Linked DNA regions of Homo sapiens: region 1 is linked to region 2. Evidence: chromatin loops called from intact Hi-C (ENCODE). Cell type or tissue: heart right ventricle. All regions are shown on one strand. Links, peaks and the distances in the headings refer to the core of each region. The heading gives the core; the rest is flanking DNA. Region 1 has its middle 57 kb from the start of ETAA1. Region 2 overlaps LOC107985891 (a long non-coding RNA gene).

What was found. A loop is a pair of places that touch in the nucleus more often than their neighbours do. Peaks named below come from ENCODE experiments on the same cell type or tissue, not always from the same donor. Only the 100,000 strongest peaks of a DNase experiment are listed, where the experiment ranks them.
Region 1: it touches region 2 in a loop (2.8-fold over the local background); 1 of 110 quality-filtered maps calls a loop at or near these places.

What each region holds. Positions count from the first base shown.
Region 1 is chr2:67,337,218-67,344,216 of GRCh38, reverse strand. No RefSeq gene overlaps it. Among named protein-coding and RNA genes, the nearest start is that of ETAA1, 57 kb to the left of the region's middle. In heart right ventricle, for the core only: no CTCF peak of the experiment used is centred there; DNase peaks (open chromatin) are centred at 3,617 and 3,826; H3K27me3 peaks cover 459 bases.
Region 2 is chr2:67,447,172-67,454,170 of GRCh38, reverse strand. All of the region lies in intron 2 of LOC107985891 (a long non-coding RNA gene), which reads left to right. Among named protein-coding and RNA genes, the nearest start is that of ETAA1, 53 kb to the right of the region's middle. In heart right ventricle, for the core only: a CTCF peak has its summit at 3,760 (motif pointing left); a DNase peak (open chromatin) is centred at 3,655.

The sequences.
Region 1 (6,999 bases), core at 1,236-6,235, 110 kb after region 2:
GTACAATTTTCATCATTCAATTAATTATAAATATTTTGAAATGGTCATTGTAATTAGAATACATAAATTATATAAATTTTAAATTTCTAAATATATGGGATTATTTTTTGTATTTGACTTCTAATCTGATTGTACTTGTTCAGAGGCTGATCTGAATGACAGAGATTCTTTAATATTTGTTGAGAATTGCTTTTTGTTCTAATAGATGATCATTTTTTATAATTTTTCTACATAGGCTTGAGAAAAGTATGTTTAATTGGTGGATGCATTTTTATATGCAAAATATGAAGCAATGCATAGTAATATTTTGTTTTTGATTTATCAATTACTAAGAAAGATGATAAAATCTCTCATTATAATTTTGCCATTATCAATATATCCTTGCATTTCAACTGATTTTTGCTTTTCATGTCTTGAGGCTATATTATTAGGTACATACAAGTTGCCATTTTTACATATTCCTGCTAAATTTTGATGCTTTTAATATATAATGACCTTCTTCATTTCAATATGCTTTTTTTTTGCCCTAAATTGCATTTTATCTGCTATTAATGTAGTGAAAAAAGCTTTTTTTTTTGATGGTGGTGGGAGGGCAGATATCTTGTTTCTTTCTTTACTTTCAAACTTCTGTGTCTTTATGTTTTGGGCGTTCCTCTTTCAAACACATACAAACAAATTTCTATGTTTATTCAATCTTAGAGTTTGTAATCAACTTGTATTTTATCTTCACTGAAGATCTTTTAAACTGGAGAATTTAGTTTTTTAATATTTGCTTTTATTAATGGCGTTTGGGGATTTATTTCTACCATATTATTTCATCCTTCCCTTGCTTTCCTCTTTAGTAGTTACATTAGGGCTTAAGTTTGGAAATTATGTACCTAGAGGTGATTGTAGAAGCCATTGGAATGAGTATATTGTCAAGATGAGTATATAGTCATGTCATATATACATAAGTATATATGTCAAGTATATTGTCAAGTCGAGGCGGCAGAACTTGGAGGAAAGTTTAACAAGCTGGTAGAAAGAGATCCTACAAAGAGACTGATGAATTCTGAACAGAGAGACAGGAAAAGGATCTGGAAAGGGTAATGTCTTAGAGTCCAGCAGGTGAAAAGGTTTCAAATAAGAGTGCATGGTTAGCAATACCAGATGCTACTGAGTCTATGAAAGGGAATTACATTTTGTGGTTAGAAGATTATTGAAGACTTTTGAAATAAATATTTCAATGAAGTAGTAGGAACAGAAATTTTATGGACAAAGGAAAGGCATGATGTAGAATACAATCTTTGACTGAAGGATTTGTAACAATGGGGGAACTTTAGCATGAGAAAGAAAGTACCCGTCAAGATGTAGAAGAAATAATGTAACAGAACAGGAGCAACTGATGAGCCAAAGTCATCAATACAATAAAAATCTCCACACTTTCTTCTGATGTAGGTTTCTTTTCAAGAATCCACTTAGAGACTGCACAGATTACATGCCTAATTACGAGTTGGAAGAAATGCAATATAAATGACGAGGGTGTCTCAATAGGCAGCACTGATGAATCCATTAATTTGGGTATCATTGATCAAGCACTGTGAAGTTAGTCCTGCAATGTGGGTTAGATCAGAGCATACATTAATAAACGCACTTGCATTTGACCTATAAAATGAATGATCAACATGTCCCATAGGGCTGGGAAACTCATGAGCTCTCTTAAGAATCATCACTATCACTAAGCCATTTTAAAGGCCTGGTTTTAGATTTTCATTAGCAGAAATATCTCTGAATGCCTCTGCTAATGAAAACCAAGTGCCTAATTTCTGCTAAAACAGACTCAAGGCAATTATTAAAGTTTTTGCTCTTAAAGTGAAAATAAAGTAATTTTACTTTACTTGTACCTTTTGTCTTCTTTCCTTTGGGAAGTGACTGCAATCACCAATTTATTTAGCAAATATTTATTGAACAACATCAAGAGTGTGACACTCACCCTAAGTGGCACTAACTTGTCAAATAGCTCAGGAGGAGCTATTTCTATTTTATTTTTAAAAAAGAATATTTTGACTAGGATATCCTTCCTCTAGGCATCTTAAATAAAGCATTGTTTTAGGGTAAGGGCAGTTATCCACACTGCTGAGAGCTTTGACTGCTTAGACAAGGCTCTATTCACTTTCTAGAACTCTAAAAATTGTGCAGTGAGAAAAACATAATGGGTGGCTTCATTTTGAAGTGGCCACCCTTAAAAAAGAGGATTTCTCTTTTTGTAAGGAAAACCTTATTTTTTTTTTTGTTTTTTTAGAATGAAAAGTAAGTGCCCCAAAATTCACCTAGACATTGGGAGGGTGCTTTATTTGCTCTGTATCATCAAGTAACAAGAGTTTGATGATTGTCTTTTGGAAGCTCAAGAAGGAGTTGTTTAGGGCTTGAGTAGTATATAGAGTAGAGGAGACAGAATAAAAGGGTCTTAGTAGGAAGATGACATGGATAACAGTCAGGACCTAAGCGGGGAAGAGGGTTGGTAAGAGAGTTATTGTAGAAGAATGGCTGAATATATTTATGGTGTGGAATATTCCATTTGAAGTTAGTTTTTGACCTGTGGTGTAATTTAATTTCCTTCTATAATCCTCAATACAAGTCAGTTTTACATGGCACCCTTATTTAATGGTGCTTTGGGTGATGCAGGAAGAGGAGCTCTCCCATGCTTGGGACAGAGGGGGAATGAGGAAGAACTCACCTGGAGGTGAGATGGCAAGGAGAGGGATTTCAGAAAGAGTAGGAATCGGACACAGGGAACCTTTTGGGAACCCATGGAAGTATTGTGGTGTGGTGAGATTTTTCACAGAAAGTGGAATGATTACAGAGTGATTTTATTTATAAAAACATGGTTCCTGATTCTTCAATGCCAGAGAACTTGGGGATAGCGAGCTTACTCTTGAAACACTGACAGCAATGCCAGTTGGTCATAAGAATGTATTCCCTCAGGCAGCACAGATAAATAAAAACAGTGAAAAAAAAAGGTGGATCTTGAAAGTTCTAGGACTCCAATTGGAAATAACTTTTCACAGAGAAATGAAGACATCCTAGCTTTGCTCTCACCTGCTGGGACTCTGGATAACTGACTTATCCTTGCCAAGCCTTAGTTTCTCAATGTATAAAATGAGAGAATTAAGCAAGTTACCTATTAGAAGAGTGCCTGCCACATATTAAGTGCTTAATAAATGCTAGCTTCTAAAGAAGGTGACTCTGATGCTACATAAATAAGTCATTTATCCTTTTAACATTGCATACCTAGAGTGTGCCAGCATCTGTTAGACTAAGGCTAAGACTCACCCTTCTCTCCTCTGGTTTTATTACCATTGAGAAATAGGAGAGGATGAATTGGGATCCAAACTTTATATTTGGAAGCCCAATACTACCATAGTGCAGGGCCCCTGGCAAAAAGAGAAGGAAAAATGGGGCATCCTATCATTCTTTTGTAAACTGAGCAGCAGAGGGAGTGCCATGATGTGCTTGCCTCTTACAGACAGAACATGGATGAGGAAACATCACCCCTTGGGAACAAGCAGCCCTGGGAGAGCATGGAAGGGGCACTTGTCCCAGTTGGAAATAACGTAATCTCACCACTTGTGAGTGGGACTTGGCCCAGTGCTGCTTGGTCTATTCTCACCATCATATAAATGATTCCTCTTCTAGTCTTGCAAACGTGCATGTGTGTGCAGTTTTAAACGTTTGAGAGAATGGATTTTGTATTAAAGGCGTCTCCGTTCATGTTTATTAATGGAGAGGTTGTAGAAGCAGGACTGGTGTTTGTTTCATTTATTTAGCACTTGTGACAAGATGGCTCTGAGCCTGGCCAGTGCGAGGACATTACTTTATTGATTAAATAATGTGATGAAAGGGAATGGTGCTTATGTGTTGAGAGATTATTGCCAGAGACACTTGGCCAACGAAGTGCTGAAAGGAAAGCAGTGTGACACTTCCACTGTGAGTAAGTAATTAGCAGCCAGTTGGAACTGAAATGAAGTGTCCTGGGGAAAGTTCCCATTAATGTTGCAGGTTTGCATTTTTAAAGGCATACAGAAACATACATCTTACTTCTTCATGTTTTGACTTTGAAATAATAAAAAATAAACATCTGAAACTACAGTGATATAGAACAATACCTTTGAAATGGCACAAAATAAAACTGCCCAATTTTATATAAAAGGGACACAATTCTAATCTCAGGTATCATATATAAAACAGGAAAAAATTCAAACAATGCATTTATTACATTACTTTATTGCAGTTCTAAAAAATGTCTACTACTTGTAGAAATATTTTAGGGTCCATATGAAGAAGACGTCCTATGCAGGCATTTATGGGAGAAAATAGGACTGTACTATTCAAGAGTGTAACCTGACATTTGTTCTTTAACCTGTGGAATGATTTGAAGGATGGATGTTTTGCCCAGAAAGATGGGGATCTGTAAGAACTCGAGGCACTTGTAGGTCTAGTTTGAGTGATGGCATCAGGATTTACTCTCTGTCTCATGCAGATAGTCTAGCGCTCCTGAAAGGGCATACATGGGCATTTGCAGCTCCTTTTGACAACTTGCTGTTTATTCCATCATGTCTGTAACTCTTCAGAATATTGCTCCTTGCTTTTTGTTCTTCATTATTTATCTTTTTCTCTCATTAACCTGCCTGTCTGTATTCTTTATTTTCTTTTTTTCTCTCTTCTTTTTCTTCTTGGTAGAGCAAATAATTAAAACAAGGACTCTGAAGGCTCTCTTCCTAGATCCAAATACTGATTCTGTGACTTACTTGCGGTATGACCTTGGGAAAGCCACTTGACATTTCTGTGCTTCAGTTTCCTCATTTGTAAAATGATGATAATAATAGTGCTTACTCTTAAGGATGCTACAAGAATAAAATGATTTAAAATATTTAAAGTTCTTAAGCCATTCTTGCCACATAATAAATGCTATTATAATTTGTATGTATTTATACGATGAATTAACACATTGGTTTGATTCCCACTGACTCAAAAACATTTAATCACTCTGTAAGACCTCCAGAATGATGCCAAAATTATTACCAAGAGATTTGAGGTGCCCTATTATTTGGCTGTAACCTTTTAAACCTCTTTCATGATATACTCCACCACATCCCATATTCAAGTCACTTGAGTGTAGTCATGCTATAGTTTAGAAGTTCGAACCCTCCAAATCTCATGTTTCAATTTGATCTTCAATATTGGAGGTCGGGCTTAATGGGAAGTGTTTGCATCATGGTGGCAGATCCCTCATGAATAGATTAATGCCCTCTGATGGGAGCTGGAGATGAGTGAATTCTCACTCTTAGTTTCTGTGGGAGCTGGTTGTTAAGAAAAGCCTAGCACCTCCCTTCCCTCTCTCTTGCTTCCTTTCCCACTGTGTAATCTCTGTACATGCAGGCTCCTCTTCACCTTCTACCATGTGTGCAAGCAGCCTGAGGCCTTAGTGACAAGCAGATGCTGGCACCGTTCTTCTTGTACAGCCTGCAGAACTGTGAACCAAATAAACCTCTTTTCTTCATAAATTACTCAGCCTCAGGTATTCCTTTATAGTAACACAATTGAACTAGGATAATTCATCATAGCTTGAATTTACCATATATTTTCTAACTTCTCCAAACTACTCACTCAGTAGAAATACTCCCATTTCTTCTTGTTTTCTGCCACTTAAATGCTGAACACCTATGTTTTTATCACTTAAGAATTTGAACATTATCAGTATATGAAAAGTTCCCTGTGTAGACCTCTCCTATTTACTACAGTTGTGGGAGGCTGAATGATGGCCTCATACTCCGAATGGCCACATTCTAATCCCTGGAATCAGTGAATATTACCTTATATGGCAAAGGCTGTCTAGAGTCATTAAAGATTCTTGAGATAGGAGATTATCTTGGAGTATTCACCTGATCTCTAATGCAATCCTAAGTGTCATTATAAGAGAGGGGACAAAGGCACAATTCACACAGAAAAAAGAAGAGAAATTAATATGACCATGGAAACAGAGATTGGAGTGATGCAGCCACAAGCCAAGAAATGCCAATGGCCACCAGTAGTTGGAGGAGGCAACCTCCAGGAGGAGCCTGGGCCTGTCTACACCTTGATTTTAGCTCTGTAAGACTCATCTTGGACTTCTGGCCTCTAGAACTACGGAAAAGTACATTCATGTTGTTTAAAATCACCAAGTTTGTGGTTACTTGTCACAGCAGCCATAGGAAACTAATACAATGGTATTGCGGTCTATGATTTTATTTTCAATACATTTTCTTAATTTGTTTTAAAATTTACATACTGCAAAAATCACTCTTATTGGTATATAGTTCTATGAGTCTTAACAAATGTACAAACTAATATAACCATCATCACAATCAAGAAATAGAACAGTTCCATCACTGTCTTACCCCCTGCATACCCAAATATCCTGTGCTACTCCTTTGTTGTTGAACTCTTTCTACACTCTTTTTTTAAAAAAATAATTTTTTGAACTGGGTTTCACTGAGTCACCTAGGCTGGAGTGCAGTGATGCCGTCATAACTCAGTGCAGCTTTGACCTCCTAGACACAAGCGATCCTCCTGCCTCCACTTCCCAAGTAGCTGGTTTCACACACGTCCATGTGAAGAGACCACCAAACAGGCTTTGTGTGAGCAATAAAGCTTTTAATCACCTGGGTGCAGGCGGGCTGAGTCTGAAAAGAGAGTCAGCGAAGGGAGATAGGGGTGGGGCCATTTTATAGGATTTGGGTAGGTAAAGGAAAAAGGGGGGTTGTTCTCTGGCAGGCAGGAGTGGGGGTCACAAGGTACTCAGTAGGGGAGCTTTTGAGCCAGGATGAGCCAGGAGAAGGAATTTCACAAGACAATGTCACAGTTAAGGCAGGAACAGGCCATTTTCACTTCTTTTGTGGTGGAATGTCATCAGTTAAGGCAGGAACCGGCCATCTGGATGTGTATGTGCAGGTCACAGGGGATATGATGGCTTAGCTTGGG
Region 2 (6,999 bases), core at 1,102-6,101:
ATATATATATATATATATATATATATATATGTTTGGCCTTTTAGGAAGTTTGCTTTATCTTAAATTTAGTTAAATAGGGTTGTGTGATGATATGGTCTAGATTCATTTTTCTTATCTTACACTTGCAGTGGCTTCTCCCATGAATATCATGGATATGGTACTCAGTACTGGTGCCTTGGCACAGGATGGGTGAAGTGGAGATAGAAAGAAGTGCCTGGGTGTGGAGGTACAGTCTAAGTGATTAATAATTTGAACTTGGGGTATAGTGAAAAGAGAGAAATCAAGGATGATAACAGAGTTCTGGCTTGAGCAACTGAGTAGATGGCCATTTCTAAAGACGGAAAATACTGGGGCGATAGGGTTGAGTTTTGTGGAGTATTGATGTAATAAAGAGTTCTCTTTGGAAGTAGGTAATTTTGAGATGCCCGAGTGGAAGTGTCAAGATCACATCTAGATCATTAGATGTGATCTAGTTGGTTATTGGAATCTGAGTAAGCTCAGCAGTAAGGTCTTGACTAGTCTTGTCAACTTGAGCATTGTCAGCTTCTAGATGGTATTTTAAACTATGGAAATGGATGAGCTCCCCCAAGGCATGAGTGCAGAAAGAGAAGAGGGACTGGAAAGCACCCAGCTGAGTCACCATTTAAAAAGATTTTTTAAAGATAAGCAGTAAGCATTTGTGTAGAGATCAGAGAGTCTGCTCCAGAACACTGGAGCAAATGATCCAAGATGAGATATAAAAGGCCTTCCTTTCCTCATACCCTAAACTGTGTTAAATTGAGACATTCGTTTGTGAGGGATTGCTTCATTGTTGTTTTTTTTTTTGTTTTCTTGTTTTGTTTTGTTTTTTCTTAGTGAAGCTTTCAATTTGAAAAGCCAAGCGATTGATTTGAAAATGAGTATAATAAAATATTTAAAAGAGGCAGGGGGACCTGCTACTCTCACTGCTGCCTCAGGGCCTTTGCAGTTGCTGTTCCTTCTGTCTGGGATACTCCACCCTCAGAAGACATATGGCTCACTCCTTATGTTCTTCTGGGGTCCGTGCAAATGTCACCCTTTCAATGAGGACTTTACTGACCACCTTATTTAGAATAGGAACCCCATCACTATCTATCCCCCTGTATCTGCTTGATTTTTCTCTATAGAATGTATCACCATGTGATATACACTTACTTGTTTATTTGTGTATTTCGGTCTCCTGTCACTAGAATGTAAGCCCCATGAGGGCAAGGATTTTGTTTTGTTTTTCTGCTGTGACCAGAACATTCAGAAAAATGCTTGACACACAATAGGTGCCTAATAAGTATTTGAAAAAAAAAAATGAACGAGCAAAGGTTCATTATAATGCAAAAAAAATGATTTTTTTTAAAAAAAAGAATAACCGGCCGGGCATGGTGGCTCATGCCTGTAATCTCAGCACTTTGGGAGGCCAAGGTGGGTGGATCACCTGAGGTTGGGGGTTCAAGACTAGCTTGACCAACGTGGAGAAACCCCGTCTCTACTAAAAATACAAAATTAGCTGGGCGTGGTGGTGCATGCCTGTAGTCCTAGCTACTCAGGAGGCTGAGGCAGGAGAATTGCTTGAACCTGGGAGGCAGAGGTTGTGGTAAGCCAAGATCACACCATTGCACTACAGCCTAGGCAACACGAGCAAAACTCCATCTAAAAAAAAAAAAAAAAAAAAAAGAATAACCAATGAAATAGGAGGAAAACCTGGAGGTATTTCAGAAGCCAAAAGAAAAAAAGGGACAAACAGAGTTATCAAATATGTTGAACGCTTCTACAGAGCCCAGTGAGATCACAAAGCAACTTGATCATCAGATTTGCCACCATGAGAGTCATTGCTGACTTGACGAGAGCAATTCCAGAGTAGTGGTGGGAGCAGGAGTCAGAGTGATTAGGGCTGAAGAAAGAATGGGAGGTGAGGGAGTAGAAACTGTCAGTAGGTAATCAACCTGAGAAGTTTTGTTGTGAAGAAAAGTAGACATACAAGGCAGTAGCTGAAGGGGACTATGAGACCAAAGGAGGGTGTGTTATTAATGTCTTCTCTGGATTTTTAAAATGGTGTATTGATTATCATCTGCTGCAGTAATGCTGCTTAAAAAACATCCACAAGGCCAGGCACCGTGGCTCACGCCTGTAATCCCAGAACTTTGGGAGGGCAAGACCAGAGGGTCGCTTGAGCCCAGGAGGTAGAGGCTGCGGTGAGCTATGATTGTGCCACTGCATTCCAGCCTGGCAACAGAGCAAGAATCTGTATTTTTAAAAAGTAATTAATTAATTAAAAATCCACAAAAATCTTAGCAGCATTGGACAACACACATTCATTTATTCTCTGTCTGGAGTCATTAGCTAGGTGGCTCTGCTCCATGTCTGAATTTTGGCTGGTTGTTGGTTGATCTAGGCTGTCCTCAACTGGGATGACTGGGATGACTTAAGCATGGCTCATGTCCCTTATTCTCTAGCAGGCTAGTCTAAGCATGTTCTCATTGTGACGTCTAGAGCATGACACATAAACAGAAACAGGCGAGTCTTCCTGAGCCCTAGGTTCAGAACTGGCACACTGCCACTTTTTCCTCATTCTGTTGACCAAAGCAAGTCAGGAGCCCAAACTAGAGTCGAAGGAAGGTGTGATATGTATTGTGAAATATATATTTGGTTTTCCTCCCATTTCCTGACATACAACCCCTAAAATCTTTAGAATCTCTAGCTGATGTCTTTTTGTATGCTAATGACGGCTGGGAGCCCCTAGGCAGCTTCATGATGAGGACTGTCACTGGAAAGACCAAGGCAGATTAGAGGGTTGGAACTTTCAGCCCACACTGGCAACTCTGGGAAGAGAAGAGAGGTTGAAGGTTAAAGAGGATCACCAATGGCCAATGACGTAATCAATCATACTTATGTAACAAAGCCTCTATAAAAACCTAAAAAAACAGGGTTTGGATGAGCTTCCAGATAGCTCATGTGGAGTTTCCTGGAGGGTGTTGGGCCAGGAGATGGCATGGAAGCTCCAGGCCGCTTCCCCTTACCTCACCCTATGCATCTCTCCGTCTGTATTTTTTGTAATAATCTTTGTAATAAATCAGTAAATGTGTTTCCCTGAGTTCTGTGAGCCATGCTAGCAAATTAATCAAGCCCAAAGAACCCTGTTTTATAGTTTTATAACCAGTTGGTCACAAACACATAGGTAAAATAAAATATCCTGGGGCTTGTAATTGGCATTCAAAGTGTGTCGGGGCAGGGGGCAGTTTTGGGGACTGAGCCCTCAACCCACAAGATCTGATGCTATCTCCAAGTAGATAGTGTCAGAATTGAATTGGAGGACAGCCAGCTGGTGTCCACTGCAGAACTGATCAATTGCTTGCTGGTGGGGAGAAATCCCCACACATCTGGTGTCAGAAGTGTGTTGTGAGAGGATAGTGAAAGAAAGATTTTTTTTTTTTTTTTTTTTTTTTTACTTAGGAGGTATTTCAATTACTATTGCAATGAAATAAACTATCCCAAAACTTAGCGACATGAAATAATCATTTCATTATGCTTATAATTTCTTTGGGTTGGGAACTCAGACAGGACACAGTGGGCTTGGCTTGCCTCTCTGCTCCATGATATCTGCAGCCTGAGCTGGGAAGATGCAAAGGCTATTGGCTGGAATCACCTAGAGGCATTTTTAGTTATGTGTGACGGTGATGTTGGTTGTCAGCTGGAACTATAGCTGAGGCTGTTGCCAGGTCCATGAGTGTGTGGCTCCTCCTTGTGGGTGAGGCTTTCTCACAGCTTGGCGGCCTCAGAATATTTGGACTTCTTTTTGTCTTCGTTGTTTTTTTTTGTTTTTGTTTTTGTTTTTTTGAGATGAAGTCTCGCTCTTTCGCCCATGCTGGAGTGCAGTGGCACGATCTTGGCTCACTGCAACCTCTGCCTCCCAGGTTCAAGTGATTCTCCTGCCTCACCCTCCCTAGTATCTGGGACTACAGGCGCGTTCCACCATGCCCGGCTAATTTTTTGTATTTTTAGTAGAGACAGGGTTTCACCATGTTAGCCAGGATGGTCTCGATCTCCTGACCTTGTGATCTGCTCATCTCGGCCTCCCAAAGTGCTGGGATTACAGGCATGAGCCACCTCGCCCAGGATTGGACTTCTTAAATGGCAGCTCAGGGCTCAAAAGGCTAGTGTCCTGGTGAACAAGGCCAAAGCCATGTCACCTTTTATGACCTGTCACACTGTATCACTTCTTACACATTTTATTGGCTATGAACTGTAGGGGAGGAAAAATTCCTTTTCTCACCCATTGCAAGGGTCATGGCTGACACCCCTATAACAAAAGACAAATAAGAGAAAAGCATACAGATATATTTAATATAAGTTTTATGTTACATAGGCGCCTCCAGAGAGGAAGACCCAAAGACCCAGGGAAAACTGTGGACAGTCACATAGAAATATGATTAGAAGACAAAAGGATGTGATCTAATGGCAATAAACTGGGTGAGGTGGGGTGAGACTTTAGCAAAGCCTTTTTCATTCAGACTCTTCTTGACCTCTCTGTGTGACATTTCTTTTCTCCAGGTGTAGGTCAGGACACCTGCCACAGGAAGGTCTTCAGGGGAGAAAGGGTCAGAGAATGACCTTCCTATGTTTTATGTCCTGCTTTATGGAAGGAAGAGTGAGGGGAATTTCAGTTTCTATGACCTGCTTCAAAAGAGAGGGGACAGGAGCAGGTCAGAGAGATCTTCCTGCTTCCGCAGATTTTGTCAATTTCCTTAAATGGAAACTACTTAGTATGCCATGGTGCCATATTTTGGGGGTAGCATTTCCTGCACACCACCAGAAAGAACCAATTATCAAGGCTGCTCTAGATTCAAGTACAGGGGAATTACACTCCGCTGCTTGACTGGAAAGCAGTAAGTTTAAGAAGAGGTGGGAACAGACACATGTGCAACTGTGAAAGAAGATCCAGCAGTTTACTTTGTGATACTTTTTGGGGGTCTGTAAACCAAATTGTACTTCACTGGATGTTGCTCTTCCCTGTCTAGTCATTCTACCTGAGAGCAGTTGACAAAGACTATAAGGCTCTTTACCCTATCCGCCCCCACCAAAAAAGGTATTTTTCACATGAGAATGGAGGCTTCACAATAAAGATTTCATCCAAGTTGACTCTATGTGGTTGATTTTGAGGTAAAGTCATTGAAGATGCTCATAGGCGTGGCTGCTGTGAGAAAGCTTCTCTATATTTACAAGCTATAATACAGAGAATATACCTGCAAGTCTCAGCAAGCACAGTGTTAAAAGGGGTGATTCTAAATGTCTGAGTCAGTGATATCCAGAGCCTTCTCCTGGGACATTTCTAGGGTGACCTTGACATCCAGAAACTCCAGTGCAGCAGTGCCTCACAGACTATATTTAACTTAAGATTAATTTTGCAAGGCTATGATAGGTCTTTGCAAGTATTTGATCATGCAGTATAACTTTGGCCATAGATATCTGCATAGGACTGATTTCATTTCTTAAATTTACATGTAACTTATGCCATTATTTTAACAAATCACATTTATATAGGTTTGTATGCTAAACCTAAGCAGCTAGAAAATAAACATAACTTTTAAAAGTAGGTTTTTCCTTTTCTTATAGGTTTTCTGAACTAGACTACTGAAGATAAGACCACTGAAAATAAGTTGACATCTGTTATAAATTTATACTATATATTTATGGTATCTAAAACCATGTACAACTATATATAATACAATAAATATATATGATAAATTTTATGTATATATTATATATTATTTATACATTATAGATTAATATATATTTAATATATTTTAAACCAATTCATTTTAAAAAGAAAGTTTCAATTATTTTGTGTTACATATCAGCTGTAAATAAAAAAGAAATACTAAATTGTTGAAAAATATACTATTTTAAGAATATGGATTTTTTATGAGTAAGTTGAGGTATTTATACATATCTCATTAAACATTATTAATATTTATAAAGTATTTTATAGTTAAAAAAGTTTTTTGAATGATCCTCCACATAGGCCTCTGTGGTATGTATGGCAGCATTATTGTTTCATACTTATTTTACAAAGATAAAACTGAGGGTCAGAACATTTAAGTGACTTAGTTTCACAAAGTAAGACAATGGCAGAGCTCAAATTTTAACCTAGTTTCTATTGCACGTCATTAAATGAATTATGTATGGTTTATAAAGGTATGGCTAAGTTTACATGTTTCTATACATGTACGCAATCACATGGATCAATTTTATGTAATCCACAATTACATATCAATTTATGTATATGTAGAAATGAATACACTAATAATTATTTAGATTTTAAGCAAAAATACTCACATACTTTTATAGATACAAACATATACCTATTTTTCATCTACCTATCTCTCAGACTTCCATGTGCTGACTGAAAATGTTTGCATCCAGTAAACATTTTGATTAGATAATTTTTTAAGGATTGTAGATAATGAAGATGGCTTTAGATTTTTGAAAGTTTAACGTAGAACTTTAACATTCAAACCTGGCATTCTACTCACTCTCTTTTTGGAGCTAATGGAATTCAGCAGTTAACATTTTATGAAAATGTATGAGGAAGTGCCAAGACAAAGAAAGTTGTGTTTATACATAATCCACCCTTGACTTCCACAAAGCTTTGATATAATGGGCAACATGTAAGACTCCTCCATAGACTCAGGGGCAAAGAAGTTAAGACTAAAGCCAAATGGCCAGGCATAAAAAAGGTAGTGTGTGTGTCTAAGTGGAAGGGAGATGGGAGATGTTCTCAAAAGCAGAGAGGGTCTCCAGGAATAGTTTACTTTTTAATAATAATACCATAATGATCCAATGGGAGGAAATAGCAAAGAGGAAGGAGAGTCAATGATACTAAACTACAAAAGCTCAGGCCTAAACTCATGAAATGCAAATGTACTTTTTTCCCCCAAAGCACCTGAGGAATAAAGTCAAAAAAAGAGTTAAGATCATGCGTTAGTGGCT